Regions from separate parts of the Mus musculus genome. Here region 1 is linked to region 2. A link is a loop called in an ENCODE intact Hi-C map of the cell type or tissue named here. Cell type or tissue: heart. All regions are shown on one strand. Links, peaks and the distances in the headings refer to the core of each region. The heading gives the core; the rest is flanking DNA.

The links. Peaks named below come from ENCODE experiments on the same cell type or tissue, not always from the same donor. Only the 100,000 strongest peaks of a DNase experiment are listed, where the experiment ranks them.
Region 1: a loop joins it to region 2, with 4 times the contacts of the local background. A loop is called at or near these places in 2 of 42 quality-filtered maps.

Annotation. Positions count from the first base shown.
Region 1 is chr7:64,830,208-64,845,990 of GRCm38, forward strand. The region is part of intron 3 of Fam189a1 (family with sequence similarity 189, member A1); the gene reads right to left. Among named protein-coding and RNA genes, the nearest start is that of Nsmce3, 35 kb to the right of the region's middle. In heart, for the core only: a CTCF peak has its summit at 9,924 (motif pointing right); a DNase peak (open chromatin) is centred at 9,854; H3K4me3 peaks cover 1,089 bases; H3K27ac peaks cover 470 bases.
Region 2 is chr7:65,066,575-65,082,357 of GRCm38, forward strand. All of the region lies in intron 1 of Fam189a1 (family with sequence similarity 189, member A1), which reads right to left. Among named protein-coding and RNA genes, the nearest start is that of Gm32963, 27 kb to the left of the region's middle. In heart, for the core only: a CTCF peak has its summit at 7,214 (motif pointing left); no DNase peak of the experiment used is centred there; H3K27me3 peaks cover 274 bases.

The sequences.
Region 1 (15,783 bases), core at 5,217-13,216, 230 kb before region 2:
AAAAAAAAAAAAAAAAAAAAAAATGAAGTTGTGACTTTGGTGTGCCCTCTGTGACTCACCAGTTCACTCACATCGGCCTCTGTCCCCTCTGTCCTGCCTTGCCTCCCCTGGGCTAGTGACTTGACTCCTAGCTCAGCCTTCCCCCAAGCTGTCCTTTTGGCAGCATGCAAAGGTCACACATCCAGCTCATTTGTGCTTCTATCAGAGAATGGCAGGGGTGTAGCATCCCTCTTTTTGTTGTGTAAGCCCTTTATCCTCCCAGACAGGCTGATGGAACATAAATAAGGGGGCAGGTTAGCTTTTAAATGCTCCAAAGAGATTCACAGAGAATTACTGTGGTTGCATTTGCAAAGCTCTGCTGTGTTTTTCCCAGTGACCCCAACGCCAAGGGGCACTCTTGAAATAAATCTGTCAGTTGCCTGCACATCTAGATGTCAAGGTCAGGGAACTAATCATGAGGTTTCCCGAATTCTCCTTAGAATTAATCACAAAGTCAGTGAAATAACTGATGGAAAAGATTTATTTGGATGTCTCTTCCCTGGAGCCACTGGAGGGTTCTTTGGAGAGGAAAAGCAAGCTTTTCAGCTAAGCCAGCCCACAACCTTCCTCTCCCTGGGACTATCCTCCACTGCACAAACAGTCTTGCCTTTTAAATGAGCTGCTTCAGTGTCAACGCTGAGCACAGAGATGAAGATAAGATTGTGTGATTTCTAAGCATTCATGAGATGGTTGAAAATAAACGAGTCATCCCCCACTATCCACTGGATATTGGTTCCTGGACACACACCTCCCTCTGAGGATCCTCTATACTACTGTATCTGTACACAACCTGTGCACCTCTTCCTGTGTGCTATCAGTCACCTCTAGGTGACTTATAATGTCCACTGAAATGTAAATGCAACTTATTGAGTCAGCAGATAGAGCTCACAGAGAAGGGGAATTGTTTTTAAAAAGATGTATATTGGGAGCTGGAGAGATGGCTCAGAGGTTGCAAATACTGTCCATTCTTCTAGAGGACTAGGGGTTTGACTTGCAACACCCATTCTGGAGCTAACAACAGCCTGTAACTTCAGTTCCAAGGGATTTGACATCCTCTTCTGGTCTCTATGGGCAACAGGCATACATATGGTACACAGATATACATGCAGGCAAAACACCCATACACATAAAATTTACACACACACACACACACACACACACACACACGAGCCAGGTGTGGTGGTGGAAGGATTGTGAGTTCAAGGAGATCCTGATCTATGTAGTTGAACTCATTCTACAAACTAATTAAAACAGCAGAACTGTAAAGCAGCTGAAGACATTGACAGCCAGGCTCCGAAGTCCTGCTGCTGTGGTTACAACCCACCTACCTCCTTGTCCAAGGTTATAATGTATTGCAAACCAGACAGTGGGACTGGAACTGATGTAATCACAAGGAAGGGAGAAAAGAACAAACATGTGGCATGATTCTTATAGTTTCTTCCTGTGGGTTGACTAGTGCTGAACCAGAGACCTTTTACAGCCTTGTGACCACCCATGGCATTCACACCTGGTGCATGGTGTTTACTCAGTCAACTGGACTTTTCCAGGAATCGAGAGCTTTACTCAATGGGAGGGGGATTCAGGTTGTGTACCACATGGATGCAGGATATGTATCATGAGGATTTCACCTGTGTACCACAGGGACCCCAGCTATCCATTTAAAGAACAGGATAAGTTTGTCAGGCCCCCCGCAGGTCCTCAGCTAGTCTTCCAAGACCCATTGTTACTGTGCTGTAGTTAAGATGTCTTTACCACTAATAGCGTCTCCTCTGTAAAACTGGGCATGCTTGCGTCTGTTATGTACACGTTGAAAGCTGTAATGTGTTCTTGATAAATTGTTCTGATTAATGTGGAGTGACCTTTCTTTCTTCTGACTACTTTTGGTTGGAACTGCATTTTGTCAGCTATTGGAACAGCGTTATGCTTCTAGAAACACTTGCTTGGAACACCTTTTCCACACCTGCAACCTAAGGCTGCATGAGTCTTTGACGCTGAAGTATGCCTCTTCTATGTATCAGTAAATGGATCCCATTTTGTAACTGAATCTGATAGCCTGTGTCTTTTGAGTGGGATTTTGTGACTGTTAATAATTAGAGTTAATACTGAAAGGTATGAATTCAATGCCACTCAGTTTGCTGATTTTGTAGTATTGGTTGTTTTCCTATTCTTCATCTGCTTAATTACCAAACTAGCATAGCTAACTCATATTTCCTATCTTGGATAATCTAAAAGAAAGGAATGAATGTCTGAATACCTATAACCTACCAAAATTAAACCAAGATGAAAAAAATTATTTAAAAAGGCCTAGAACAAACAATCACACTAAAGCAGCAATTAAAACAAGAGTCTCCCAACTAAAAACAAGATGTGGGCCCAGATGGATTCACTGCTGAGTTCTATCAGAACTTTGAAGCCAAACTACTATCAATAATTCTCAAACTAGTCCATAAAATAGACAAGAAAGGGACACAACCCACCTCTTTATAAAGCTAGATTTATCCAGATACCAAAATCAGATTTAAAAAGCAATAGGAAGAAAATTATATGTCAGTCTCTATGCTGAACATAGATGCAAAAGTTCTCTATAAAATACTTGTAAACCAAATTTAAGAGTACAGCATAAAGATCATTTACCATGATCAGATTGGCCTTATCCCAGAGGTTCAGGATATATACAAATCAAAAGATGTAATATATCACACAAGTCAAGCATAGAAATTACATTATACTCTCAATAGACACAGAAAAGGCTCGTGACAAACAGCAGCATGTATTTATGATGAGACTATGAATAGATGAACACATCTCAATACAGTAAGGGCTACATATGACAAATATACAGACAAATTATACTATGTGGGGAAAACAAAGCATTCCCACAAAAATTAGGATCAAGAAAATGGTTCCACTGTTTCCACACTTTTTCAACATATTACTTAAAATGTTACCAGGGTCAACAAGACAACAGAAGAAATAAAAGAATATAAACAGAAAGGGATGGTATGATTATATGTATAAAAAGCCTGAAAACTACTTTCTCCTTTTCTATGGGATTCCTCCTTGACCTGTTGATTGAACACTAACGATTTCTAGATTTTAATATTTTAATACTGCTGCCTCGTTATAGTCCTAAAGAGACAAGCAATCATGGGCAGGCATCTCTAGAACTCTGAGCGAAACTAAACCTCAATTCTTTATAACTTGATCTTCACAAGCATTTTGTTACTCCCATAGAAAGCTGACTCACACATTTATGCTGGAGATATGTCACAGGTCCTATAGTTCCCAGGTGGAGTATGGATTCTGTAAACATGGGGTTATCTAACACACAAGATCAGAAGACGTGATAGAGGGCAATCTTGTATGAAACTTTCAGTCAGTCACTCAGGCTGCAGAGATGGCCTGTTACATAAGCAAGAGAGGACCTGAGTGTGGGCTCACAGTACTCATATAAAAAGCCAGGTACAGCAGCACCCATTTTAACTCTAGTTCTGGGGGGACAGAGACAGGCAGATCCGCAGATCTTATTGATGGTTACTCTAGTCAGTTGGCAATTGTTGAGTTGTATGACTCTATCTAAACAAAGATAAGATGATGAGCAATGAAGAGAGACTGCCCAGTGTCAACCTCTGGCCTCTTCCCTGGGGCCTGGGAGTTTGTGTTTGGGGATGGGGGACAGGGGTGGGAAGTAGGGCCAGAGCAAGAGTGAGGTCGAAGTGTCCAAACCCCAGAAATCTCATCCTGATTGGCAGGAGTAGGATTGCACCCCACCACCTTGGCCTGCACAGGTAGCCCTGTGCTCCTACCTTTGCCCCACCAGAGGAGGTGACGTAGTCTGGTGGCCAGGTTAAATTTTCTCTCTCTTTATAAGGTCATGTTCGGCAGCACATAGAATTCCTCCTTATGCAAATGAGGCATTCCCAGTACCCTGTCCTGTACCAATGATGTATGCTCACCCCAATAGCCCCTACGTACGCACCCCCAAAGGTTTAGATAGCCCTCCCTGCCACATCAAGATGAGCTATCTCACTAAAGATGCCTCCTGAGGATCTGTTCTGTTCTGTCCTCACTGCTACCTGTGAGTCCCACTGTTTCCCACACTCACAGGCTGATCACACTTCTATGTGTAGGGAAGCAGAGCCAGCTGATAAGAACCAATTACTATTTCTGATGTTCATACCTTAGAACATAGGAACACAGACTAGGAAGAGTAATCATCTGTTCAAAGGCTGCACTCTTTGTTATCCTAATAGCACATTGGACATTCCACATGTATACACTCATGTACCCATATACACATGACCAGACATGTACATATATACACACATACTATAGTCTGAGAAAATGGGAAAATAAAGCTTTAGTTAAGCTGTATGAGAAAGTAAGTAGAGCAGGGCTTCTCTACTTGATGCCAGGTGTGTAAAAATAACTTTTATTTACTAAGTAATTGTGTTCTCAAGCTTACTGCCTCCATCTGCTAACCTAGGCCTTGTTCTGGAAGCTTCTAGCTACCATTCCATCTAATCTAGACCTGGAATGTTTTCAGCTTCTGAGATTTGCTGCTGAATTAGCTTGCCCTATCTTCTTTCTGAAATTTGGTTGGCTGATTCGACTAAGCTGTTCTGGCTCAAACTCCTCTCCCAGCTGACTTAGTCTGGCTTTTCTCTGAGCCTCTGAATTGCTCTGCTTGGCCTCAAACTAACTCTAGAAATCTTTTCTTTCGTTTGTTTGTTTGTTTGTTTTTCGAGGCAGGGTTTCTCTGTGTAGCCCTGGCTGTCCTGGAACTCACTCTGTAGACCAGGCTGGCCTCGAACTCAGAAATCCGCCTGCCTTTGCCTCCCAAGTGCTGGGATTAAAGGCGTGCGCCACCACTGCCCAGCTCTAGAAATCTTTTCTAATCTTCTGGCTCCCTCTCATTCTCTTGTCCCTTCTGTCTTTACCTGTATCTAGCTTGTTCTCTCTTCGATCTATCTCTAAAAAACTCCTTCTCTCTCTCTGCATGGCTATACTCCCCCTCTCAACTCTAGTGTACTGCTCCCCACAAACTCTACTGTATTCCTGTACTATACTCTCTTCTTCCTGTCTGTCTCTCCCTTAAGTAGCTTCCCTTTCTTCTCTCTCCTCCTGAGAGTTTAAGTATATCCTATTCTGTCAAATCTTTCTCTGATTCACCACTTTGTCTGCCACTCAATTAGACATCACTTTCAAATATGAGTACTTCCTTCTACAAACTAACTTTACCTTCATTGTTTGGAATTAAGGGTGTGTCTATATTCCAGACAGAGGGATTAAAGGTGTGTGCTTAAGGCTGAGCCACACCCTAACCTGAAGCAGATTCAAATAGCCCAAAACACCAGGCATTCCAGTCAGACCCCTGCCCCCTCACTGGTTATTTGAGGAGACGGTTTCACTATGTAGCCTTGGGCTAGCCTGGAACATACTATTTAGACCAAGCTGCCCTCTGCCTCCTGAGCAGTGAAATTAAAGGCATCTTTTATCATGCCCAGTGCTTATATATTTTAAATTGACAAATAACACTGTATGTCTTTATCCTATACAATATAATGTTTTGAAACCTCCACATACACACAGAGGGGAGAGAAGCCTAAATGCAGCTAGTTAACAACACATGGCCTCACATACTCATATTTGTACCCCTCATAGTCATTCTTTCTGCTTTCTTCAGACCACATTTTACCCTATTGCATGATCTCACTCAGGTGTGGAATCTAAAAGCACTGATCTCACAGACATGGAGGACAGACCTAGCATCAGGATGGGAGCGTCCTGGGGAGTTGCTGGTCAAAGGCTCATCACTACAGACACACAGAAGGGAAACCTCTCAAGCTCTGCTACACAGTAAGATGACAATAGTTACAAAGTACTACATTCTCTTAGAGCTCCTTTGCACCTAGGGCAGGGTGAGCCACCAGCCCACCCCAAGTCTGTGTGAGCTTTGCTCTGCATCACTGACCTGTCAGCTCTGGGGGCTGGATTACCCATCTTTGGGGTTTAAGTGTTCTTATCCAGCTCGTGTGAATTCGGAGGAGCTGCAAGCATAAGGATGCTTCTAGCCCTGACCTGGCTCCTCCTAAGCTTCCTAGTTGAAATTTACCACCCCCACCCCCGACCCCTGTAAAACTGAGCAGATGTTCCTCAGTGAGTCACTTTCACTACAATGTTTCAGGCCATCCAGGAAGCCTGCTGATAAGAACCGATTACTATTTCTGATGTTCATACCTTAGAACATAGGAGCACAGACTAGGAAGAGCAATCATCTGTTCAAAGGCTGCACTCTTTGTTTTCCTAATAGCACGTTGGAGCATACACAGGCAGGGATGGTGGGAGACATGTTTAAAAAAAAATCCATTCCTTTAAAATGAACAATCTAAAGAAAGTCTACATTTGTTAATTTTTCGCTGCTAAGATAAAGTACCATAGATAATGAACTCAAAAGGGAGAAAGATGCATTTCAGCTTCTTGGTTGATTGGCTGTGTGGTTTTGAAGTGTGATGAAACAATACCTCATGGAGAGATGCAGCAAAAGGGAAGCAAGAGAGAAGAAGGAAGCAGGTATTTCCAGGGTTCTAGTGTCCCCTCCCCAGAACACGCCCCCGTTGACATAACTTTCTTCTGCAAGGCCTGACAGAGTCCCATAAGGCTTGACCCTAAGTCTTTTGCACAAGAGGATTTTGAGGGACACTTGTAATCCAAACTACAGCACTAGTACTTTATATTTATTTATGTGTGTATTAAAATATTCAAAGAACTACTCCAAAAGATAGGGCTTTTATTCTTTATGTCAGACAATTACTGAAGTTATCCTTAACCTCATTGGGAAGAAAACGACCAATTTATTTCCTTCATCGTCACCCTGGGCCTTTGCTAAGCACTCCGATTAACTGTGAAACCGCTAGCATATATGTCCTATCCTGATAAGAGACAGAGTGAGAAAGAGGATCTGAATGTGAGGCTGGGTGACACCAGCTGGAGCTTCTGACAGTGGGACACCCTCACCAACTTTCCATGAACTCTAGCTTATTCCCAGGGGACGTGGCATCAGTCCTGGGCCTTCTCACAGACCTCCAAGACCACTGTCAATAAGCCAGGCATGCTCACATGCTCCCTAGCTGAGCAGAGGAGCCAAGCTGCTTGCTGTTCCTATCACCTGAGAGGAGTTGGTAAGCTTCCCTGTGGAGAGCAGAGCTGTAGAGGAGGTTGGAAAGTCCGATTTTGTTAACTATGTGGACTAGGTCGAACTTTTAGTCGAAATCTTATCAACTTGCACAATCATCAGAGAATGGCTGCATTTTGCTGGCAGAAATAAAGAAAGGTCTGAAGAGAATGGTGCTAGTTAACAGGAAAATAAACACTGAACATCTTTCTTGATGGAGATTCAAGCAAAAACAGGAACAAAAGACAAACCAGTGAGATGCCTAAAAGAGGAAGGTTCATAGTCAAATTCTCTAGGAAAGTACTGTTTCTCAAAGTTTAATGATTGGGGAGGTGGAGGCAGGAGGATCAGAAGTTTAAAGTCTTCAACTACAGACTACACAGGGTACTTGCCTCAACAAACAAACTCCAAAGGGTAAAATGGCTGTCCAGCTCAAATTTTCTAACTGGTCACATTCTACAGCACACCGACACCTCTAGGAAAAGAATCAAGTGTCTCCTACCCTGCCTGGTCTGTCTCATCTCTGTGCCTTCATGTGAAAGAGCACTAACCCACCCCCACTGTCACTAGCCCAGGAGCTGTGCTGTGAGGAGTGCAGAGCAAGGAGCCAGGGGAAGCTTGGCAGGTGCCAGCCCTCCTCACGCAGGGCTTGGTTTGCAAGGGCCACATGCAGAACGCAGGCTCCCTCATCTCATGCTCCGGCCCCTCTCTCCTCTACTCCCAGACACAAATGCAGGCCAGGTAGCATTGCATCTCTTCCTTCCTAGTCTGAAAACACAGTGCAACAAAGCATAACATTTTTATGAGTTAAATGTCTTTTTCTAGTCTCAAGCTTAATAATGTGGGACAGTTCCTAAGCTTTGGGTTTTTCCACAGGAAAGCACGGCTCATAGAAGTGAATGCATTTCTGGGAAAACTGGAAACGTGCATACAGCACCTACAGATTACAGTTATAATTCCATGCCCATGGAATTCTGGGACTCCAGGACATGTTCAACTCTAATCCCAGAATACCCAAGTCCCTCCAAGTCCTTCACACACACAAAAAAATTGCACAGTATTTGCATATCTACACCTTTCGATTTTAAATAATCTCCAGGTTATTTATAATTTAGAACAAACACGATGCCTACACACTTCACTTACATGGATTCTGTAAAGTACTCAGTCTAAAGCACATTTGAATTTCATCTTTTTCTGGAATTTTCTGGATTTTTTTTCTTTCTTTTTTGCTTTTGAGTCAGGATTTCGTATAGCTAGCTCATTTTGGCCTTGACTTGAAAATCCCCTTGTCTCAGCCTCCTAAGTGCTGTGTGTTGTTGGGGTGTTCATGAACTGGGGGTGTTTAGATCTGAAGATGCAGAACCAGTGGCATTAGGTTCTGTGTCATAGATCAAAGTTAATGGTGCATACACATTAAATAAAAAAGTTGGGCAGAGTGCCAACTGGTTGCCCTTGGGCTAGGGGGGCAGTTATTCAAACTTAAGGTTTCTTTCACTCCTCAGAGCTGGGAAGGCCACACTGTGCTCGAGGTAAAATATGGGAACGCCACATAATTTTCTATTTCGAGTTTCTTTTGTAAAAATGCTGAGTTCCAGGCCTGTAGGCCTTTGTGGGAGCGCTAGTCCATCAAGATGAGGCCTCCAGATGTCACGAGTCTGTGTCTAGCCTGGTTCGAAGAGACTGTGAGTTTCACTCTACTCTTGACAAGTCAAGTCCACTCTCCAAGCACATTGCCCTGGCAGTAGACACCTCTCCTTCCCTGACACACTGAGGGACCCAGGGAGACAGACGCAATATAGGGCTGTGTCAGTTATAGAGCCTGGATGTCAGTTTCATGCGGTCTAAAAATGAGCCATGACTCCACACAATGAGGGGTCTCCCTCTCCTCCTCCACCTCCACCTCTCTCATAAACATTCCAACAAGCATTAAAGCCTCGTTCAAGGGAGTAGAGAGACAGTTCTACTGTCTTGATGCTCTTCCTGGGTCCTTGGTCCGTTTCCCAGCCCCCCACATAGTGACTTACAACCATCAGCAAGCAACTCCAGATCCATGGGAATCTGACACCCTCTTCTGGCCTCCTCCAGCACCAAGCAGGCATGTGGTGCACAGACATGCATACAAACACAACACCCACACATAAAATAAAATTAGAAAGTAAATTATAAAAGGCCCCTGTTAAACACCCTCCTCTCCAGAAGGCCTGAATACAGCAGTGTCTGGGAGAGGTAGAGAGAAAGGCAACATCACCCTATACCTGCAGCATCTCCCAAAACCCTGAATGGGGAGCTTCTCACCCCACTACATCCCATAGATCCCGACAGGTAGACACTCTCTGGAGAGCACTCAGCTGACAGAGGACGGATGGGGATGAAGTCCCAGCGGGAGTTAAGCAAAGTCCAAAGCCACAGGCAACCAGCCAGAAACTTGGAAGACCAGATAAATCCAGGCTAACAGGTGTGAGCTGGACCACACAGGGTGATGTGGGCTCCCTGGAATGCTAACAGATTTATCCCAGTTCCTGTTGCAAAGCGGAAAGGGAGTTACCCTCTGAGTTCCTCCGTTGTCCTCCCCGGAGCAGCTGTGAGAGGGAGGCTGACAGTCACAGACACGCCTCCTAATTATGCATCTGGTGCTGGCTAGAGACAGAAGGATCTTAGTGTCCCAGCCCTAGAATCACAGAGAAGAAAACCCACCAGAGGGCGGCCTACTGAGCGCGCTGCCCGACAAGCACCGCAAAAGTACAAGGGGACCTAGGACCTGGTGAGGAAGCCAAGACCAGACTCAGCTAGGTCACAGCTGCACACGCCCGGCACCTCAGCTCCAGCGCTTCTTTCCAGCGGTGGCTACAAGGCCTTCCCTTCAATTCCGAGACCACACAAGTTTGCCCCGGGCCTTTCCCAGACACCTGTGGACCCGCGATTCACAGGCCACCTGCTTAGACGCCCCTTATCTACACACATTCTGCTCCCCGCCCCTTCCCCTCCCCCACCACACTTCTCCCCACCTTCTGTCCTTCTCTCCTGGTAGCAATTTGCCTAACACTGCCCCCTGTTGGAACATGAGATTTTTCTGGGGTAGGGGAGTCAGAGCATTGTCTTTGAACCAGGAGCATGCTGGATATGGGGGCCCTCCATGGGTCAGAACGAACCAGTCCAATGAGCAGGAGATAGCCCATCTGGGCAGCATACTGAGAAACACTTACCTGGAACTGTTGCTGGGTTACTGTGTTGTTACTATATTTATTTTGTTAGGGGGTATTTCCTCTGCAAGGAAACTTTTGAGCTTGGAATCAACTTTTGAGTCATCCCTTTTGCCGTGAAATCTATTTGTTCACAACAAGGCAAATTCACTTGATGATAAAGTAAAATAGAATCATATTCTCAGGGGAGAAAACAAAGTAGGTATCATTATAACAAGGTACCAGTGGAAATCAAGCTCTAAATTTCTCATGAGGCCAAAAGAAGCCAAGACTGCTCCTGACCAGTGGTTGGTATACTAAACCATTAAAAAACAACAAAAAGCAAAACCAGAAAAACTTTAGCACTTCTAAAATCCACCATGAAACAAAGGCTAGCAAGACCTCCGGAGCACTGTGCACGTCAGTCAAGCCTCCCTTTACTTTCAGAGCCAGACCTGTCTAACTGCCCCAGCCTGAGGCTGTGTCCTTTTCTAATTTACTATTCAGAGTCATGAAGCTAAATCAGGGTTTCCCTGGTTACTGACAGGCTCTTCTGAAGGATGTGGCTATGTAATTGGTGTTGGCTTGGTTACTGGATGTATTCAGAGCTGAGAGCACTGGTAGTAAATGCTGCTATGAACCTGCAGAAGAAACTAACAGGCTCTGGATAAACTAAGGCAGTCTCAAGATTAAGGTCCTCCTCGAGATGTGCCACTGAGCGCCCCTCCTATGCTCCTGACATCCCCAGCGGCGGTCTATAAAGGAAGTGGATCATGGAAATGGTTAGCTCTGAAAAAAAAACCCACAATCGACCCATGGAACTAATTAGGCAGCTTCAGCCACCTGCTGGACTGTCGCACAGCATTGGCCATGAATATTCTGTCCAGATCACCACTCAGCAAATGTTTCCTGAGCTCTGTCATCACCCCGTGTTGGATACAGACATGAGGAGATTTGGGAGCAGCAGCTTAGAGGACAGGCGAGCAGGCAAGTGAGAATGGTGTAGCCCCAGAGCTGACAATTTTAGAAAGAGAAAGATGGGGGCCTCATGGTTCCTCCAGGCTGAGGAAAGGCAGAGGCTTAGTTGTCTGAGAGATCTGAAGTCTGGGGTTGTTGACGAGCAGCTGGAGAGCTATGCCCATGGCAGGAACCTGGTCTTCTGCCCCAGATGCCAAACTCATGCCGAATCTACTGCCCACAGGGCTATGTGGCTCCGAGTGGGTTCACACACCCCTGCCATGATGCTCTGTGTCCTCCCCATGCCCAGGAACCATGGGAAAGAGGGTAAAGAAGTGACCACCTCCTGGAAACAGTGTTTAGACCAGCTGACTGAACTTCTGTGCAGTGCTGAAAATCACATTTATTTTTGTCTCCCCATGAAGATGTGAGTCATAGAGAACAAGGTATATGATTCCACATGTCTAATCATATTGTGAATTGTAATTATTCTTATATAAGAGATGCCAATAGGATCACATTCAAACACTTCCCATAATTAACCTTACCAATAAAAAAGAAAAATGAGATCTTAAAAACACACTTAAAAAAAAATGTCATCCACTAAAGGACAGACACTTTGTAACTCTACTTAGACAAGTTACCTAGACTGGCAATCACAGGGACAGAGTGCTGGTTCCCACTGGGTGGAGGAGGGGACCCTGAGGTCATTCATGACCATCAAGTTTTGATATAAGATTATGAAAAAGTTCTGGAAGTGGGTAGGTGCTATTTGCACATAGTATGAATGTCTTTAATGGCGCTTTTTTTACATGAAAAATTGTTAAAAATGAAGCATTTATATCATGTCTATTTTACCATAATAAATCCCCACGCTCACTCTCACAAGCAGAATGGCAGATCATTTCATTATCAGTTTACAAGCTAAGCCAATGAAACATAGCAAAAAAAAAAAAACAAACAAACAAACCTCAAAATATATAAATTATCAATGGATAGTAGATAAAATTTGGCCTGGCTTACAGGATCAGAGGCTGGAGGAGTCAAAAGTTCTACATCTTGATCCAAAGGCAGACAGGAGAAGACTGGCTCCCACATGGCTAGGAGGAGGGTCTCAAAGCCCACCCCCACAGTGACACACTTCTTCTAACAAGGCCACACCTCCTAACAGTGCCACTCCATGGGCCAAGCATAGACAAGCCACCACATCACCTCTTCACTGAAGTAGCTAAATAAGCAAGACCAATCTTCTTAACTGTTCCTGAATCCATCGGTCTGCTTCCGGACTGTGGATGCAGTGGGACCCTCCCCTCTGCTGCAGTGACTTGCCCTGTGATGGCACGGCACCATCACACTGCGAGCCTGAATAAGCCCATCCTTCCAGGTTGCTTTTGTCAGATTCTTCATCACAGCGATGAGAAAAATAACAAGTACACTGACTATCCTAAAGACGAGGAGAGACTATGCTGTAGTACACTCGATAGAACAAATATTAGCCCAATACCACAGCCAGATAACCACAGGACTCTCAGTTCCTTGGGAGATGGAACAGGAGAATTACAAACTGAAGGCCTACTTGAGGGGTTTGGTGAGATCTTGCTTTAAAATTAAGAAAGAAAGAAAAAAAAAATGAAGCAGGCTCTCCAGATAAAATGGTGGATTAGAAACCATGATGGAGCTAGTGGTTGATTAAATTTAGGGAAACAAAGGCAAGAGAGTATTTGATCACCGTATTCTTCTGTCCCCACGATCACAAGGTTTATTGTCCCCAAGGAAATCCCTGACTCCCTGCTGCCACTATAGCCCATGCAGCTGGAGCCACCACTGTGGATGTCTGCTGGAGCGTGAGCCTTCAGGACTTCTTCCGTGTCCCCCAAACCTACAGAAGCTTCTTCAGTTGGGCTCTTAATCTAGGGGTCTCCAGTAAACTGCTCCCTGGGACTGTCTTCAGTGTGCAGCACAGGATCATGAAATAGAAGGATACCCAAGTTACAACGCAGAGTGCTGCACCCCCACCCCATACCTACCCTCACCCAACTGACCAACCTCGGCTAGGGCGGGGACTCTTAAATATTTCTATCTCCCAGAGTAGGAGTAATTACTTTCATGAGAGAACTTCACACAAAGGGTCTCCAAGGGAAGCGTGAAAAGCAACTTGGAGTGTAGTCTAGAGCAGGACTTTAGGGGAAGGCCAGGCAGAGGTTTTCCCAGGGGTGAGACAAACCCAGTGTTGAAGCTGATCACATTCATTCTTTTGTATCTCCATCCAGCGCCAACCCCCCTCTGCTATTCCTTATTCATAAATACACAACATTAATAGCAGCCTACCCAGGTCCCCATTCTCTGCTCACTATATCCTTTTTCTTTGTTTTCTCCTTTCTCTATCCTTTTTTCCTTTTTCTTAGTCCTCTTCCAAATAACACAGCTTGATTGGTTTACGAGGTCTCTACAGCTTGACCTCCTAGGAGACTAGACCATTCTATGTGATCTAATTGCAAAGCTCTACCCTTTTCTCTTTGGTTTGTTTTTTAAGCAAAACTCCTCCATCTTCCTGCTACCTTTAACCTTTTCTGTGCATCTGTCTTTGCCCATTCTGTGTGTGTTCCTCGCACTTCCTATCCAGCAGCCTAATCCTAACCAGTAGCCCCCTGAGCTCCCCTCCTCCCCACTCACACCCACAGTAACTCACCTCTTAGTGCCCATCATGTCTCTTTGCTCCTAAATCAATTGCTACTGATGGAGTGGCTGGTTTGTAGTAATAGGGAGGCTACTGCTGAGTAGTGCCTATTGCTGCAGGCAGTGTTCAGTTCTCAGTAGAGGACAACAGATAGAGCCTGATGCTCAGAACACTAATCTAATGGAGGAAGAATATAACCTCAATCATACCACAACCCAGTTTCTTCTGAATGCTACAAACTCCTACAGTGGAAGATAACAAGTAACCTAATTTAAAAACAACACAAACCAAATCAACAATCTAACCACAGATGGTAAAGTCCCCACACAAAAACATAAGCAACAGGAAAAAATCAAGACAACAGTCTCCTCCGAAAATTACAAAAACAAATTGCAACCCACAATAAGAGTGATTTAGACTAAACTCTGAACAAAGAACTCAAAGAAAATGCAATAACCTCCTGAATTCCAGGAGAATACACACAAATGAGTAAAATAAGAACATCCATTTGGGCTATAAAAATAGAATTCAATAAAGACAAATACTGAAGAAAGATGAAGCCAAAATAATGTGAAGAAAAACCGGTAAATCAAAAGCTCAGCAGAAAGCCTGGCTGCTGTGCAGGAGCGAATGCCAGGATTGAAGACAAGACGTTCTGATTAGTCAGTCAAGGTCATTGATAATGGTGTTTGTTTGTTTGTTTGTTTGTTTGTTTGTTTTAAATCTATGAACATAGCATGCAAGCTCTAGGGACACCATAAAAGTGCAAAATATACCACTATGAGCATAAAAAAAGAATTCCATTCCAAAGGCATAGAAAATATTTTCAATAAAATCTCAGAAGAAACTTTCCAACATGTGTGGAAAGAGAGGCTGATCTGGATACAAGAAGCATACAGAATAGCAAATACACAGGACTAGAAAATAAACTCACTACATCATGTTATAGTAAAAAACACTGAAAATATGAAAGAAAAAATTTTATTTAAAGCTCTAAGAAAATAAGGCAAATTCAGACATAGAGGCAGGCCCCCAGAAGAACAGCTGATTCTCCAATGGAAAGCTTAAAACCAAGAAGAGCTTAGAGAGATGCATTTTATATTTCAAAAGGCCACAACTGCCAATCCAGCCCAACAAACTCTCCCAAACTATCTGTTATAACTGAAGGAGCAGGAAAAACATTCTACAGTACACAGGCTAAAAGAATTTATGAGCACCGAGCCAGCCCCACCGAGGAGACTAGAAGAAATACTTCAGGGTGAAGCAAAAAATAAACACAGAAGACGCTACAAGGAAAAACTAAACAATGCTAAGGTAGTCATTAAGCAAAAGAGGGCTAAGAAAACACAACATCACAAATTCAACAGAATGACAGATAGGCATGCATGTCTTACAGAGAGAACTCTGAATATAGATAGTCTCAACTTTCCTATCAAAAGGCACAGACTAGCAAACTAGATTACAAAACCAGAGTTTTTTTCTTTTTGCTTCCTCCAAGAAACGCACCTTGGCAACCAAGCTAAATATTATTTTAGGGTGAAAAGGTGGGAAAGGAATTTCCAAGCAAATGGATCCAGGAGACAAGTGGGTGTGGCTGTTATAATATGACAAAATAAACTTCAAACTAAATCAAGGCAGAAGATATAGATATACAGGTCACTTGATACTGACCAAGGGAACAATCCATTAAGAAGAAATTATAATTCTGAATATACTTGCCAAACACTGGTATACTCAATTTCAAAAACAAAAAC
Region 2 (15,783 bases), core at 2,501-10,500:
GCTTCATGTCATGTGAGACCCTAGTGTCGGGCAGCTTGGTACACACCTCACACTTGCTAGAGGGTGTCTAGGAAGGCCATGGCTATGAGGTACAGACCGGGCTGTCACAGAATGAAGGATTCTTAGGAAAGCATGCTCCATAGCTCTTCCCAGAGAGACAAATCCCTTCCAGGGAGGTGGCTACTCTACCCTGTGCACAGCTCCCCACATATGAATGCTCTGCCCTGCTGCCTCACAGACTCCAGATTTCCCTATTCTTGCCTAAAGAACTCAGAGTGTGTTTTACTATGGACTCTCTCAAGTTTCATTAACTAGTACAAAACCATTTTTGTTCGTTTGTGTTTTTAAGGGAAGTTCTTACTATGTAGTCTAGGCTGGCCTTGAACTCATGATCCTCTTGACTCGGTCTCTGGAATCCTGGGATTATAAGCCTGGTTAAGAAATTAAACAGTGCAGCAGCTAAATAAAACTCAACAGAGGCCAAAAGGCTACTTCAGAGCCTTGGTTAAACAACCCCACCAGACTGGGGAATGGTGGCCTAGGCTTTACTGCCAGCATTGGGAGGCAGAGGCAGGAGGTCTACATATGGTCTACATAGTGAGTTCCAGGACAGCTAGGACTAGAGAAAGACTCTGTCTCAAACACCTGCATCCCCACCCCCAAAATAACAAGTCTACTCGTGATAAAAAGACACAAATTTAAAAACAAAGAAACAATGATTGCCAGAAGGCCTTTTATCCTGACTCTTTATGTCAGCACCAGGACCTTCCTTCTTGTGCACATAAGGAACATTATTGACCTATAAAACCTGCATGCCCTAAATTTTATAATCTAGAATAGGTTTATAGGAATAGGAAGGAGGTGGAGGACCAGAGTCTGGCCATGTCTGTTTTGGATCCCAGGTGGCTGCTAAGCTTCTTCCTAGTGGGCCAGCAGCCTGTTGGTGTGGTAGAAACTCCCTCCTTATGCCTCCTTCTTGCTTACTTAGCAGGGAAGGTAGTGGCTTTCAGGATTAAAGGGGAGCCATGGAAGAGTAGATAGCATCTGCTCTGTAGGTTTTGATAAAAACAGTCAAGATCCAGAGACTTGGACCTGGACAGGAAGAGGCTGAGATGGTGCAGCAGGGGACACATGTCGAAGGCCAGTCCCATCTGGGCCATGGCACCTTGGTGGCTGGGCCAGGAGGATGAACAGATTCTTCTTCTCTGAGGCCCTACACAGACCTTGCTGCCTGGGGTAGAAGACACTCAGTGTCTGCCTGGGGAATGAGAGTTCTGGTGTCATTTCTCCTGGGTTCTAAAACAAGATGAGCCCGGACCTTTTTTCCTTTTGCAGTGGTGGTGGTAGATACGTTGGTAAGCCAGTTTTAGAGTGGTTCTCATCATTGTAATTAATATAATAAGGTATACAAAATACCTCTTCAAACTAACCCTTGTATATAAAAATCAGCCGTGCATGAAAACACCATTTCTTAGGATGAAAGGAATTCCAGATTTCCATTATAAACATGATGGAGGTAGGGACTCATCTGGAGCACCCTACAAGCTACCTACATTCTGCACGTGCTTGCACGTCACCGACATTCAGGCTATCTGACTCATACGTGTGTATCTTGTATGCCATTGTTTTTATTGACAATTTTTGCATGTTCTTTAAGTGAATTCCTGCACATATTTCTTAATGCCATTCTGACCTGGATGGGCAGGGGCATCTCTGAGATGGAAACTAAGGGACCTGTGGCCCTCCTTCTGTTGGACTATGATTGCATAGATTCCAGAGGTACACAGCAGGATCAGCAACAATCAGAGACACAAACTTGGGTCACCGGATTTGCTTCTCTGTCTCCTGGCTATTGGCTTTTGTTTGTTTCTTTTTAGATGTTTGGGGTTGTGTGTAGCCTTCCTTGGCTCCCACTTTTCCTGGCCAACCCCATTACCCATATTTTAATCCATCAGCCTTAGTGGAAGATGGCTTCAAATTTTAGGGTTCAGTGTAGCCCATGGTTTCTTTGAGTTGATGGACCTTGCAGACCCTGTTCTGCGTCTGGGACCATGTGAGGTCACCAAGGTGGCCAACCAGAGCCAGGCTATCTATTAGCTGCACTGTGCTCACAAGACTCAGCTGCCAGGAGAGTCAGGTTCAGGTAGGACTTCCTAATCCAGCCAGTAGTAATAGCAAGCATGCTGCCAGTTTGCCTAGATTGTGTGCTTGCTGGAATCCTGAGGCTGGCTGAAGGTGCCAGTCACCATTGGGCTCCTTGGAAGCAGCTGCTCTCATCGGGGGAGAACTGGAGTGTGGACAGGCTCTACCCACAGGCTGTATTGGTCATCCCCACTCACTCTGTCTCTCTGAAAGAAGTCCATGCTTGCTTCCCTGTGTGTTCAGTGTGAACATGTGGCTTTGTGGAGTTTCTACCATACCAACAAGCTGCTTGGCCCACGAGGAAGAAGCTTAGCAGCCACCTGGGATCCAAAACAGACATGGCCAGACTCTGGTCCTCCACCTCCTTCCAACCTTCACAACCAAACACAAGCCCTGTCGGGTTCTAGCAGCTGCCCTTTGCCTGCTGTCCCTGACTCCCTGGCCCTGAGAACAGAGATGAGCAGCCACAACAGTGAGAGTGTGCTGCAGAGCAGGCTGGGGACCAAGCTCCTGGGACTGCTGGACCCAGGCTGCTCTCACATGCTGGTTGCATGTTGTATCCACAGTGGTGGATGTTCCTGTTGAACACACAGCCGTGCCAGTCAGCAGAACAAGTGCCCCTCCCCTGTCAAACCTCTACAAACGACTCATCTCTTCCTTGACATAAATACTCGAGAATTTTTCCAAGTATCAAAATAAATATATGTTGACTAAAGAGGCTCATCCTAGACATAGCCTTTTATGAAGTTATCTTTACTTAATATATCATAAATATATTTTTCATGCCAACGGAGGTGCTCATGGAATATTTCATGACCACTTACAATTTTCATGGTAGGTAAAACAGAGCATCTGTGTTAACTGCTGTTCTGTTACGGGGACAACATACCTGGCATATCAACTTTAGAGGAGGCAAAGTTTATTTTGGTTCATAGTTTGTCCCTAGGCCCTTTTTGAGAGGGTGGTGGTGCAGGAGTCATCACAGAACCATGAGGAAGAGAGATGTTTATTCTTTATCAGTCAGGAAAGACGGACGGAGTGGATGTGGGAGAGAAACATGAAGAGGGAGGAGGAAAAGGTGGGAGGGGGAAATGAAGGAGAAGGGGAAGGTGGGGAGAGGAAGGGGAATGGAGGGGACTCTAGAGGCCAATATCCCTTCCAAGGGCATGTGCCCAATGGCCTAACTGCCTCAAAGACCGGCCAGCATCGCCTGACATGTGTGATCAACAGCACCCATGAGGACCCAGGGGGCACATCAAGAAGGCAGCCATTGTCACTGTCCTCGGAAGACAGTCAAACAAAGGGGCATGCAAGAGAGTCTGAATTGCTTCATCTTCGCCAACAATGGGTTTTACCATTCGTCAAATCATCTGGGATTTGTCAGACAACAATAAAAACAGCGGTCTCACTGAGGCCCATATATGGTATGAAGAGTTTTATACACGTCCATTCTCAGAATGGCTCAGTTGGGAATGTTGACACCCACCTCGTACATGAGAAAACTGAGGGTTGGGAAATGAAGGGGACATGACCAAACCACAAGCTGAAGGTGACCAAGGGGACACAACACAAGCTTGCATTCATCGAGTTCCAAAGTCCGGAAGGTGCTGGACAGCCCAGCCATCTTTATAAGCCTCACTGCTTTATAGGCAATTAAGTTTTACTAAGATTCAAATCCCATGTCTTATTTATTCTCTAATGATGTGTTTCTCCTTTTTAAAACTACTCATTTGCACGTTTCCTAACTGACTTTTCTACTCATTCATTTTCTGTTACTGATTTGTTAGACATTTTGTTAAGGCTTGAATATGGTTCCTATCTCGGGCAAGCTCTCCTCAGAGCATCCTACTGGCACCTAATTTTAGTGAAATACGTTAATATGCTTTAATGACTGGCTGGAGCCAGCTCTATTTTACATTATAAGTATCTCCCTGATAGCACCTTTCCCAAGCCCTCCTTAGATGTGATGGTATCTTTTTAGAGAAAACCCCTCAATTCATTATCATTTTTGAAAACACTGGAGTGGCTAGATGTTCCGTGTGTGTAACCACTTCTCCCTCCATCGCCCATCCTTTCAGCGTGGTGCGTTTTCTTTCTGCGTCTGCTTTGTGGGGAGGGAGATTTATTAAGGCAGGATCTTAATCACATTTGTCTTTTCTGCTCTTATTTTCTGTTCCCTGTCTCATCTCCACTTCCCTCAGTGCCATCCTCATATATTCCCTCAATTGGAATATTATTTTTTTTCTAGTTTGTTTACAGTGATAGGTGTTCATCTTATTTTTTTAATTGTTTCCTTTGGTTGATTATGGTGGTTTGAAAAGGTACGGCTCTCATAGACTCATGGTTTGAACCCCACAGACTTGAATGCTTGACCTTTAGGGGGTGGCACTCTTAGGAGGTGTGGCCTTATTAAAGGAAATGTGTCACTGTGAGAGCCGGCTTTGACATCCTCTATGTTCAAGAATGCCCAGTGTACTACACAGTTCCTCTTTACTGCCTGCAGATCAAGATGTAGAACTCTTTGCTCCTCCAGCACCTTGTCTGCCTGCACAGTGCCATGCTTCCCACCATGATGATAATGGACTGAATCTCTGAACCTGTAAGGCAGCCCCAATGAAATATTGTCATTTATAAGAGTTGTCTTGGTCATGGTGCCTCTTCACAGCAGTAAAACCCTAAGACATTGAATGCTTGTATGTTTATGTGTTTTGTGTTTGTGTGTGTGTGTGTGTGTGTGTGTGTGTGTGTGTGTGAGATATATGTATATGAGTACAGGCATGTAAATGTCATGGCATGTGTATGAAGGTCAGAGGACAGCTTTTGATTCTCTTCTTCCACTATGGGACCAGAGACCGAACTCAGGTCAGCAGGCTTACACAGCCTGACTGAGCCACGTCAACAGCCCCCAAATTGTTTTTTTTCTTGATTAGCCATAAAAGGACTAAACCTGTAGATACACCTTTATGGATACATAAGTATCTTTGTATACATATGCATACATGTATGCATGTTTGCCATAGGGTGGTGATGTCATTTCTTGAAGAGCCTAACATGGGTTTCACCTATGGTTTAAGAGTTACTTTGACCAGGTGTCTACTTGATTGTTGGGCTAACTAACCAAACAACTCATTGTCCAACTCACCCCCTACTGACTGAAGTTTTATAAAATGGTGATCATAGACAAACAATTTCAACATTTTTAAATAAGCTGATGTTTTCCTTGAGTCCTAGATTGCCATGGGTGTTTAAATGACTCATCAATACTTGAATCGCATGGTATGTCTGTGTTGCCAGAATTGACTATTAGTATGTAACTACTAGATTATCCTTTGAACCTTACATCATTGAACATCATTCATGCAATTATTCACTTTGTTTGGGGTTTTCAAAAAGTGCACAACTTTCAGACAGCTGTGGTCTTGTAGGTTTCTTACTACTGTTTTTAGTAGTTTTTATTGTCCATATTTGTAGTGAGTCCATTTTCTCTTCATTGCAAAATGCACCTTTGTTAGCATAAAATACCCTGACGTGTTTGTTTCAGTGCCTCCTCTCTAGGTATTAATGCCGGTCCGTTCATCCTTATAAATCTTTGCTCATTATTTTTAACCTTCCTTAACCCCTTTGTTTTACCCATGTTGCTTTGTTAAAGGTCGGGGATAAATTTTATTTGCGCTAACCTAATGCAATAGAGGAGTTGATGCTGTTAGTGCAGGGACATCAGCTTCACCTTTCTGCCTTCCTTGTGTGAGTGTGTGTTTGATGCACAGTCCTGCAGCTAGCCCCCTGGGTTATCTCTTACTGTGTCCACGTGTCTTGATTGCTGTTTCTTGCGTACCTTGCTCCTCCTTAGCAATCTGAGGTCTGCGCTCCACCAGTACAATTCACTGGAGTTCCTCTATCCTGCCTATGTCAGAGCTACAAAGATGGACAGAAAAGGAGAACTAAAATTCTCCAGTGAGTGACAACTGGGGAAGGAGAAAAAGGTGCCAGAGCCCTAAGTTAGAAGCAATGGGTGATGCCAGCAGTTATGAGAAGGGACAGAAGTTCTGCAAGCTCCACAAGGGCCATTGATATCTCACTAAGACTCTCAGTTTCAGCCAAAACACCTTGCATGTCTCTTTACTGCAGGCGGTTTAAATCCCTTTACTGTAGGCAGACTGCTCTCTGTCCACAGTTTCCAGGAGAGCTCGTTCCTTGGGTAAAACTGCACATCTCCCATGTATGTCAGGCAGAAGAGGTAGCGCAGCCACCCACACAGATGTGTATGCTCACCAGAGGTTGTGAACGAGAATGCATCTGACCGTGTCGAGCCAGAGAGAACGTCCTGCAACCTACCCAGATGTCCATCAACAGTGGATCTAACAAATGACCCTGCCTCGTCCACCCAGCATTGAGCACAAACCAACCGCAGCTATACAACAAAGTAGGTTTTCAGAAGACCCCATTGAGTGGAAGAAATCAGACACTACAGAATACCATTTGTATGATTCCCTGGTGACAGATTCAAAACCAGCCACAATGAATACATGCTGCTAAAAACAAGAACTGGGATTCCTGGGGGGTGGGGGGGAGGCTATGACTGGGGAGTCATGAAAAAGCTCCTGGAAAACAGGTAACATCCTGCCTTCTGATCGGTGGGGGCTGGTTCTCCTTGTAAAAACATATTAAGCTGTGTTCTCAAATATTTGTTCAGCTCTCTACATATCTGTTAGACTTCAACACAAAGTTAAAAAAATAAAATAAAATAAAAAAACGGCTAAGGGCTAGGGAGAGGATCTGTTGCTAGGAGACAAAGATCCCAAGATTTAGGCTTTTGTTGTTAGCCTGTGGAGCTGGAGATGAAGGCAGTGAGCTCTGAGGAGATTTTTTTTTCTGGGAATGTTCCTACCAGGTCTTGCTAGCTTATGGATTCTTATCACCTTGCATCCACCAGTCCACAGTCCCCTAGTCCACGGCATATGCTGCCTCTCCAAAAGAGCTCTTCTGCAGGCCACGGACACCATCAGGGCTTAGGAGAATCTGCACACCAGGGTCCACACTGGAGAAATTGATTGCAGCGCCCCCTGGTGGAGTAGGCAAGTACACCTGCAGCATCCCTGCGCATCCCCAAGGTGCAGGAAGGGAAGAAGTGGATGAGGACCACACAGACAACTAACTGTTCGACTTTTGAACACCATGATGGCATCTCTCTAGGCTACACCATTCAAGAGAAATATAGTACACGCATTGGCTGGAGTTCTAACTTCCTAATAATCACAAATAAATTATGCTAAAAATTAATTTCTATTCTTCCTCCTCCAACATAGAAATCGTATGATTTCAACAAGTAAATAGCCTTAAAGATCATTTACTCATTGTACATATTTTTAGCATAGCCAGTCTTTGATATCTACTAGGGGTTTGAAAGGTATGGCCCATCTCAATCACCTCTGACATCTCAAGACCCAACCAGCTAAGCATGCAGCTTCTCCCTCATCTCCACACCCCAACATGGCTTAGATTTCTCTGGAATTGTATCCCCATTGAGAACCAGGATGTTCTACAGTCCTCGCTGCAGGGGTCTAGTCAATATGAGGCACTGAACACATGCTACGAATTCTGCCAAGCAGAGGCCACTCTTCCTGCTGAGCTGGCATGGGAGAGGAGGGGCCCTGAGATGAGGGGGCGGGGCCTGAGACGAGAGGGGAGGGGCCCTGAGATGAGAGGGGAGGGGCCCCGAGAGTGTTGCAGCTGGGTTGGAGCAGTGAGGGCAGACAAGAAGGGGGTGGGGGCGGGGGAGAAACCTGGTCTCATGGACACTGCAGGAGTTTCTGCATCAAGACATACTAACCCTACGTTTAGATTTTCCGCTTTTTTATTAAACAGCTTCGGATTACACTGGTGTGACTTTAGATTAAAACAGAACTAAACAGTAAACTTTGTTATTCAGATCGTCTGCACTTTGTTTTCTCTGGTGATTTTAAAGTTTCATATTATGGTTGTATTATTCATAGTGGTTCTAGTTATTAGCATAATTCCGATAGCACGTCTGAATATATCTAAAGCTAAAAGTATCGTACCTCTTCAGAGGCCAAGATTTCACTTTCAGGTTCATCCAAAGAAAATAACCAGATAAGTATTCAAACGTGTACAGAAAAAAATGTTCATGACAATATGAAGAGAAAACACAAACATGTACCAGGAGAGAACTAGGAAGCCAGAGGATGGCTCAGAGGTGACAGCGCTTGCTGCACAGGCTTGGGGACTGGAGTTCAGATCTCCAGCACCCACTTAAACGTTTGGTGGGTGTGGCTTCCTGCCTGCAATCCTGGTATTTGGGAGGTAAAAATATGGCTTCACCAGAGCGAGCTGGCTAGGAAGATTAGCAAGAGAGCCTGCCCCAAAATAGAATGTGGAGGAACATACTCTATACCATAGACCTCCACATGCACGGGCGTATGGCTACACACACACACACACACACACACACACACACACACACACATGCCAATACACATGCACATGCTCATGCACACTCATGCACACACACATGCACACACATATAGACACACCTGGGACACACTATAGGAGTTCCTATACTATAGATCTTAAATGTCCTTGCATGTTAAAGTCTGAGTCCCTAGCTTGGAGCTTACTGGGATGCAATGGCACCTTTAGTAGATACTGGCACCCCATCCTCTTCTCTTTCTTCTCTTCCTGGCCATGAGGTGAACAAATAGCTCTGCCAGGCACACCCTGTCATGAATCACGACAGCCCCAAAGCAACAGGATTGATCTGCAAGGAGCTAGAAGCCCATAAACTGTGAACCAGAGAATCCTCCTTTCCTTGAAAGCCCTGAGCTCGGAGCTCCTAGAGACATGGAAATCGTCTAGAGTTGTCAGCCCATTCACCAGCAAGGGGAGGGGTATGTGCAGGAAGCAGAGCCTCACTCATGCCATGGGGTGCCACGGGGTGCCACGGGGTGCCATTTGTGAGATAAAGCATGGAATACCAAATCTCTCTGACTTTCCAGACACTGGGCAGAACTCAGAAAGGCCACAACCACAGTGTGAAGGTGGCAGGTGAGAAATCCGAGAGTCAAGGAACCCCTAGAGAGAGCAGAAAAGGGGGTCCCCGAGGGTCTGCTGGGAAAGCATCAAACACAGAAAGACCCTGGAGAAGCCAAGGAGCTATGTGAGTGAGTGGGGTCCTCAGCCACAGCCAAGCACAATGGCCAAGGAGCCAAGTGCGTCTGGTGCAGACCCAAGAGGCTGTCACAGTCCCATTCCTCAGCTCTGACTAGGTCGGAGAGCCCCAACGCCCCCACCACCTGATGCCACTGGGGAGGGAGGCCCGCAAGGTATGGAGGGAGCCAGAGAGGCCAAGAGACTTGATGGGATGGAAAGGAATTTTCCAAACTCAAGTATGGATACAAAAGCCAAGGGGATCAGATCTTCTAGATGGGACCCGAAGCCTTGAACTTCTAATCCCTCCCCTGCCACACACACACCCCGTAGATGCAGAGAACTCAAATATATGGGCTACACACTGACAGAGAAAGAGCCCAAGAAACTAGCTTGAATTAACAGAATTAAAGCATCCTCCCTCACATCCCCCCTCCAGAGCAGATCAGCAATATAAAAATGAAAAACCAAAGAAGCAGAATGTTCCCTCCACATCTGCGCTCAGTGTGAATAAACTCAGGAACTCCGTAATACCTACTTATGTAATCTAATGAAAATTCTGAAGGAAACATTTATAAGGCATAAAGATGGAAAATATTAAATTATATGCTTCACATAGCCTGCTTAAGTACACTCTGGGGGTTGAAGCAAGGATACGGCCATAAATAAGAGAGTGGTCCCTTCATCTTCCTTTATAAATCATGGAATGGAGCCCTAGACAACACCTTCCCTGATAAGAGCACTCTCAGATCTGATGAATAAGCAGATACTGCCTTCTACCCCACACACTGCTGAAGAGTATAGTTTTTAAAATGTATTTAATTAAAGAAACAAAATGTACAGAGTTCCTACACATACACAGGCATACACACATACACATACACAGAGAAACACACACAGAAGCACACACACACACACACACACACAAATGCTCATATACACACACATGCACAGGCACACACACACATATACATGCACATGCATAGGCACATACACACACACACATATACACGTACATGCACAGGCACATACACACACAGGCATATATATACACACACAGGCACACGCATACACGTATGCACACACACACACACACACACACACACACATATACACTCACATGCACAAGCACACACACAAATACTTGGCTCACCCTTCTCAGCTCACCCCCACCAGAGAGGAACATTTGTGGCTCAGTTAAATACAGTACTTGCACAAAATAAAGTCCAGAGTCCAGATTCCAGTTCTTACATTAAGAGGAGGAGGAGGAAGAGGGGGAGGGAGAATAGGAAGAGGAGGAGGAGGCAGAGGCAGAAGAGGAGAAAAAAAAAACAAGCATGGCAGCATGCATCTGATGGAGAAATGGCAGCATGTATCTGGTGGAGGAAGAGGATCCCCAGGGGTTGAGAGAGCTGGCCCAGCAATTCAGAGCACATGCTGCTCCTGCAGAGGACTCAGGTTTGGTTCCCAGCACCCACGTCGGTTGGCACACAGCTGCCTGTATCTCCACCATCACTGCATCTAACATCCTCTTCCTGCCTCCCCAGGCACCTGCTTTCATGGGCACACACCCACACACCCACATCATTTAAAATAATAAAAATCAACCTAAGAAAAGAGAAGCTCCCTCAAAACTAAGGTGAAGAGGAAGGAAAATTCCCAGCGTTGATCCCTGACCTCCATTTGCATGCATATGCACACGCACCACACACCACACACCACACACACACACACACACACACACACCACACACCACACACCACACACCACACACCACACACCACACACCACACACCACACCACACACACACACACACACACACACACACACACACACACACACACACACACATGCGCGCCCGTGATGAATCCACAGAGGGGCAGTGGTCATTACTGTCCACACTCACACTTCACAGAGCGGCTCACCTCATTTCTGTCCACTCTGTCTGTCTGGATGAACAGCTCCTGAGATTGCTCATGCTCACAGGATCAATCACAAGAGCTCCTCGCCTCCACACTCCTGAGTTCTTCCTTTTTATGCATCTCCTTTGCTCTAGCTCCTGAGAATCACGGAGGCCTTTATTATCTGAACAGTTCTGTCTGTCTGGTTTGTGGCCGTTACCAACCAGCTCCTGTCACCTAGTCAGACTGAGTCACAGTCCACCTTTGGATTGGCTGTGGAACATTTATCCACTCACCCCTGGAGGACATCCCCACTGCTTCACATTGTCTCAATTATGAATAAAGATGCTGTAAATATATACCTGAGTGGGGCTGGGGAGACAGGTCGGTCAGTAAAGTGCTGGCCTCCAGCACGAGGACCTGAGATTGAATCACCACCCACATGAAAAGCTGAGCAGAGTGGTGCATGATGTAATCCCAGCACTGCAGAGGCATGATGTAATGGCAGCACTGCAGAGGCATGATGTAATCCCAGCACTGCAGAGGCATGATGTAATCCCAGCACTGCAGAGGCATGATGTAATCCCAGCACTGCAGAGGCATGATGTAATCCCAGCACTGCAGAGGCATGATGTAATCCCAGCACTGCAGAGGCATGATGCAATGCCAGCACTGCAGAGGCATGATGCAATCCCAGCACTGCAGAGGCATGATGTAATGCCAGCACTGCAGAGGCATGATGCAATGCCAGCACTGCAGAGGCATGATGCAATCCCAGCACTGCAGAGGCATGATGTAATCCCAGAACTGCAGAGGCATGATGTAATGCCAGCACTGCAGAGGCATGATGTAATCCCAGCACTGGAGAGGCAAAGATAGGAGGCTTTGGGGACACTGAAAGCCAGCAAGAATAGCTCAATCTGTGAGCTATGTGTTCTGTGAAAGACTCTACCTCAAACAATAAAGTGAAAAGCAACCAGGAAGATAGCCAAAGTCACGTTGCATATACACACTTGTATACATGTATACACACACATACACACCACACACACAGGCACACACACACAATCATGTACTCACATATACACATGAACATATACTCATACTACACACATGAGTTTTTGGGTGCGTGTGGTTTCCACTTCACATTTGTAAATAGTAAGAACTGTGATTACATGATCAAGTCATAACGGTGTTTGGCTCTGATATGCTCCTTAGAAACAAGATTTCATAAAGACTTGCTTACCAGCCTGTGGCTTACTGGAGTTAATGGAACCTTCTGGAGGTCAGGCCTAGTAAGAGGAAGTCATGTCATTGAAAGGTGACTTTGAGGGATAATGGGACCATGGCCTTTTGTCCTCTCAGTTGCCTATCCACTCGAGGTAAGAATGTTGCCCATGTCAGGCTGTCCCACCATAATGCTCTGCCTTGCCACAAGCCCAGAGTGACAGACCCAAAATACTATCAACTGAAAACTCTAAAAGCATTGGTCAAAACAAATTTCTTATCCCTTTAAGTTGTTTGTCTCAATTGTTTTATCACAGCCAAAGGCTGATTATTATATACTATTATAATAATTATTTTTATATACAGTGCACTTGCCAGGCATGGTGCATGTGGATGGCTGAGAGAGGAGGGCCATGGATTTGAAACTAGCTTGGGCTACGTGTCATTAAAAAAAAAAAAAAAAAAAAAAAAAGGTTTTATTCTTAAGAAACTGAAGTTCCCTGCGTTCTTCCTTTGGAGAGCATGGCGCAACCTCCAGGGTCCAGTCTTCCTGTTCTGAGGACATCCAGGGGAGCTCATCACTATAATGTGACCTTCCCTGGGGCCACGTCATGTGTGTCCTGATGGCCTGTCTGCAGTCTGTGCATCATCTCTGCGAGGTATCTGTTTCCATCCCCTGCCAAAGCTTTAACTTGGCTGTCTGGCTTTGTATTTCTGCGATTAGAGTCTTGTATATGTTGGAGATAGTCTTTCACATTATATGACTCCAGCAAACATTTTCTCCTAATCTGTGGCTCAACGGGGAGCTTCCACAGAGCACGCCTTTAACTCTAATGAGGTTTAACCTACCACTTCTCTCTCCTACGTATCATCCCTCTGATCAAAAGAGTCACTGCTGAAGTCCTCTGGATTTTTTTCCTGTGAACTACTAGGATGCTACACAGGGAGGTTTTGCATTTGGCTCTGAGATCCTTAGTTCATTTTGGCGAAGAGTTTGAATGTGGATAGCCAGTACAGTTTGTTGAACACGCTGTCTTTTTCCCACTCGATTGCTTTTGTTCCATTGTCAGGGATGAGTTAGCTCTATCGAGTGGGTCTATTCTTGGATATGATGTGTTCCACTGATCAGTCTGTCCGTTCTCCATCAACACACTGTCGTGATTACCTTTACAGTAAGCTTCAAAGTCCGCAGCGCTGCATTTCCGCCTTTATTGCTCTCCTCATTACCCTATCAACTGTTCTGGGTCCTCAGCCCATCACACGAATGTCAGAAGCCATTTACCGACAACCATAAAAGGGCCATCTCAAATTTCTGATAGTTATAGTTTTAAATAACCACAAAATAAGTGATTATATTAATCTGTGGAAAATTCTATGGATATATACAGGGATTATATAGCTTATGTTTAATACTAATATAAACATTGTGACTTACATTAATGTAAAATTATGTTTTTTAAATCTCAGCTCTTGTAAAAATAGATATACAATATACTTTGTAAAATGTTCCTAATCCCATATTTTTTAAAAAAAAATCCTCCTGTTTTGCTCACTGTACTGCTGTAGCGTCTCCCATGGTCCTGGGGTCCCTGTGGGGTACGCATGACTTGTATGGGTAACACGTGCAGCCTGAAGCACGGACAGGGTTTCCTCTGGATTTTAAAGCCCAGGAGCAAGGAAACATGTGTTTCAAGATTTTATGGTTTTACATGTTTTAACTTGTTACAACTCAAGTTAAAGAAAACACGCTCCTTCAAGGGCTAGAAAAATTAAACCTTACACCTCATCATGACAAGAATTCCATTAAAACAGAAGCCCCCCTTATTCACAACACTACACTGCACACCTTCACCTGGACTTCAAGTACATTGGTTGGCCCTGCCAAGGTCATCACTTGGAACGTTGTGACGTCATTGTTCTCCTTTGTTACCGTGTCTATTCTCCTGGCTCCTAGAGGAGTAAGTCCTCAGTCAGTGCTTGCCCACCCATTCGGGAGGCCTCGGAGCGTGGCTGTAGAAAGAGTTAACTTTCGTGCTTTTTGAGCATCAGGCCCAAAGCTGTCCACGGTGTAAACATAAACTATAGCAAGTACAGAAATTTTCACAGGAAAGTGCGGGTGTTCCCAGACATGCCCATCCTGAGCTGAAAACCAATGGACACATCACACCATAGTGACAGCTGTCTCCCTCAGCATCCCATGAATGTCTAGGATCTATTCAGCCAGTAGAGCAGGATATCACAGATCACTAGGATCAGAGTTCAAATTTCTATTGAATATATTTAATTTCTGGATCATTTTCACTAGGTTAAAACATCCCAACGTGGAACAAGGTGAATCATTGTACTCCAAACACACACACAGATACATAGTGAGAGATACATAGAGATACACACATACACAAACAGAGAGACACACAAACACAGAGATACACACACACAGGCATACACACATGGACACACACATGGACACACACAGAGACACACACAGACACATACACAATGGAGATACACACAGACACATACACAGATACACAAACACAGACACACACAGAGACACACAGAGACACACACAGACACATACACAATGGAGATACACACAGACACACACACAGAGATACACACACAGACACACGGATACACACGAAGAGAGAGAGAAACAGATATACACACACTTTTTATTTGCTTATATTTTTCTGTGAAACAAACTTAACATTCATTCATGCCACATTCTACTCTGTTAATTTACACCTTGCTCCCCCCGACCCCCCCAAAGCATGCCACGCCTCATCCCATACAATATACTTGTGGAATAAATTCTTTAGCAAATGAAATATGTACTAAAGTAACAAAGCGTCTATTGACTACAACATGGAGTTAAGAGCCCTGAAAACAACCTTATCTTCATGCCTAAAGATACAAAAAAAAAAAAAAAAAAAAGATAAAAAATAAAAGGGCTCTAGCGGGAAAGGATATACAAGCAAGTTATAAGTTAGCTGTTTTTATTGTTCCATTGTTTATTGGGTTCTATTGAACAGTTACTCTGTTTAAAATCTAAAAGCTTTAACCCTCAGCCTCACTCTGCAAGCCAAAACCATATTTTGTTGACAACACTTAAACACATCTGGATTCTGGCCAGAAACATCAGCAAAAAGGCCGACCAGGCATCTCCAAGGGCTATCTCTCTGCAGAAACATCAACAACTCACAGAAATGATCAACTTTGTCAGAAGCCGGGAAAACAGTAAAAAGTTCACAGTCACCACAAAAATGCTGAATCAACGAAAAAAAATGTTAAAACAGAAGAAAGCCTCTGTGGGTCATTGCTGAGTTTTTGCTTTTGTTTATTGTA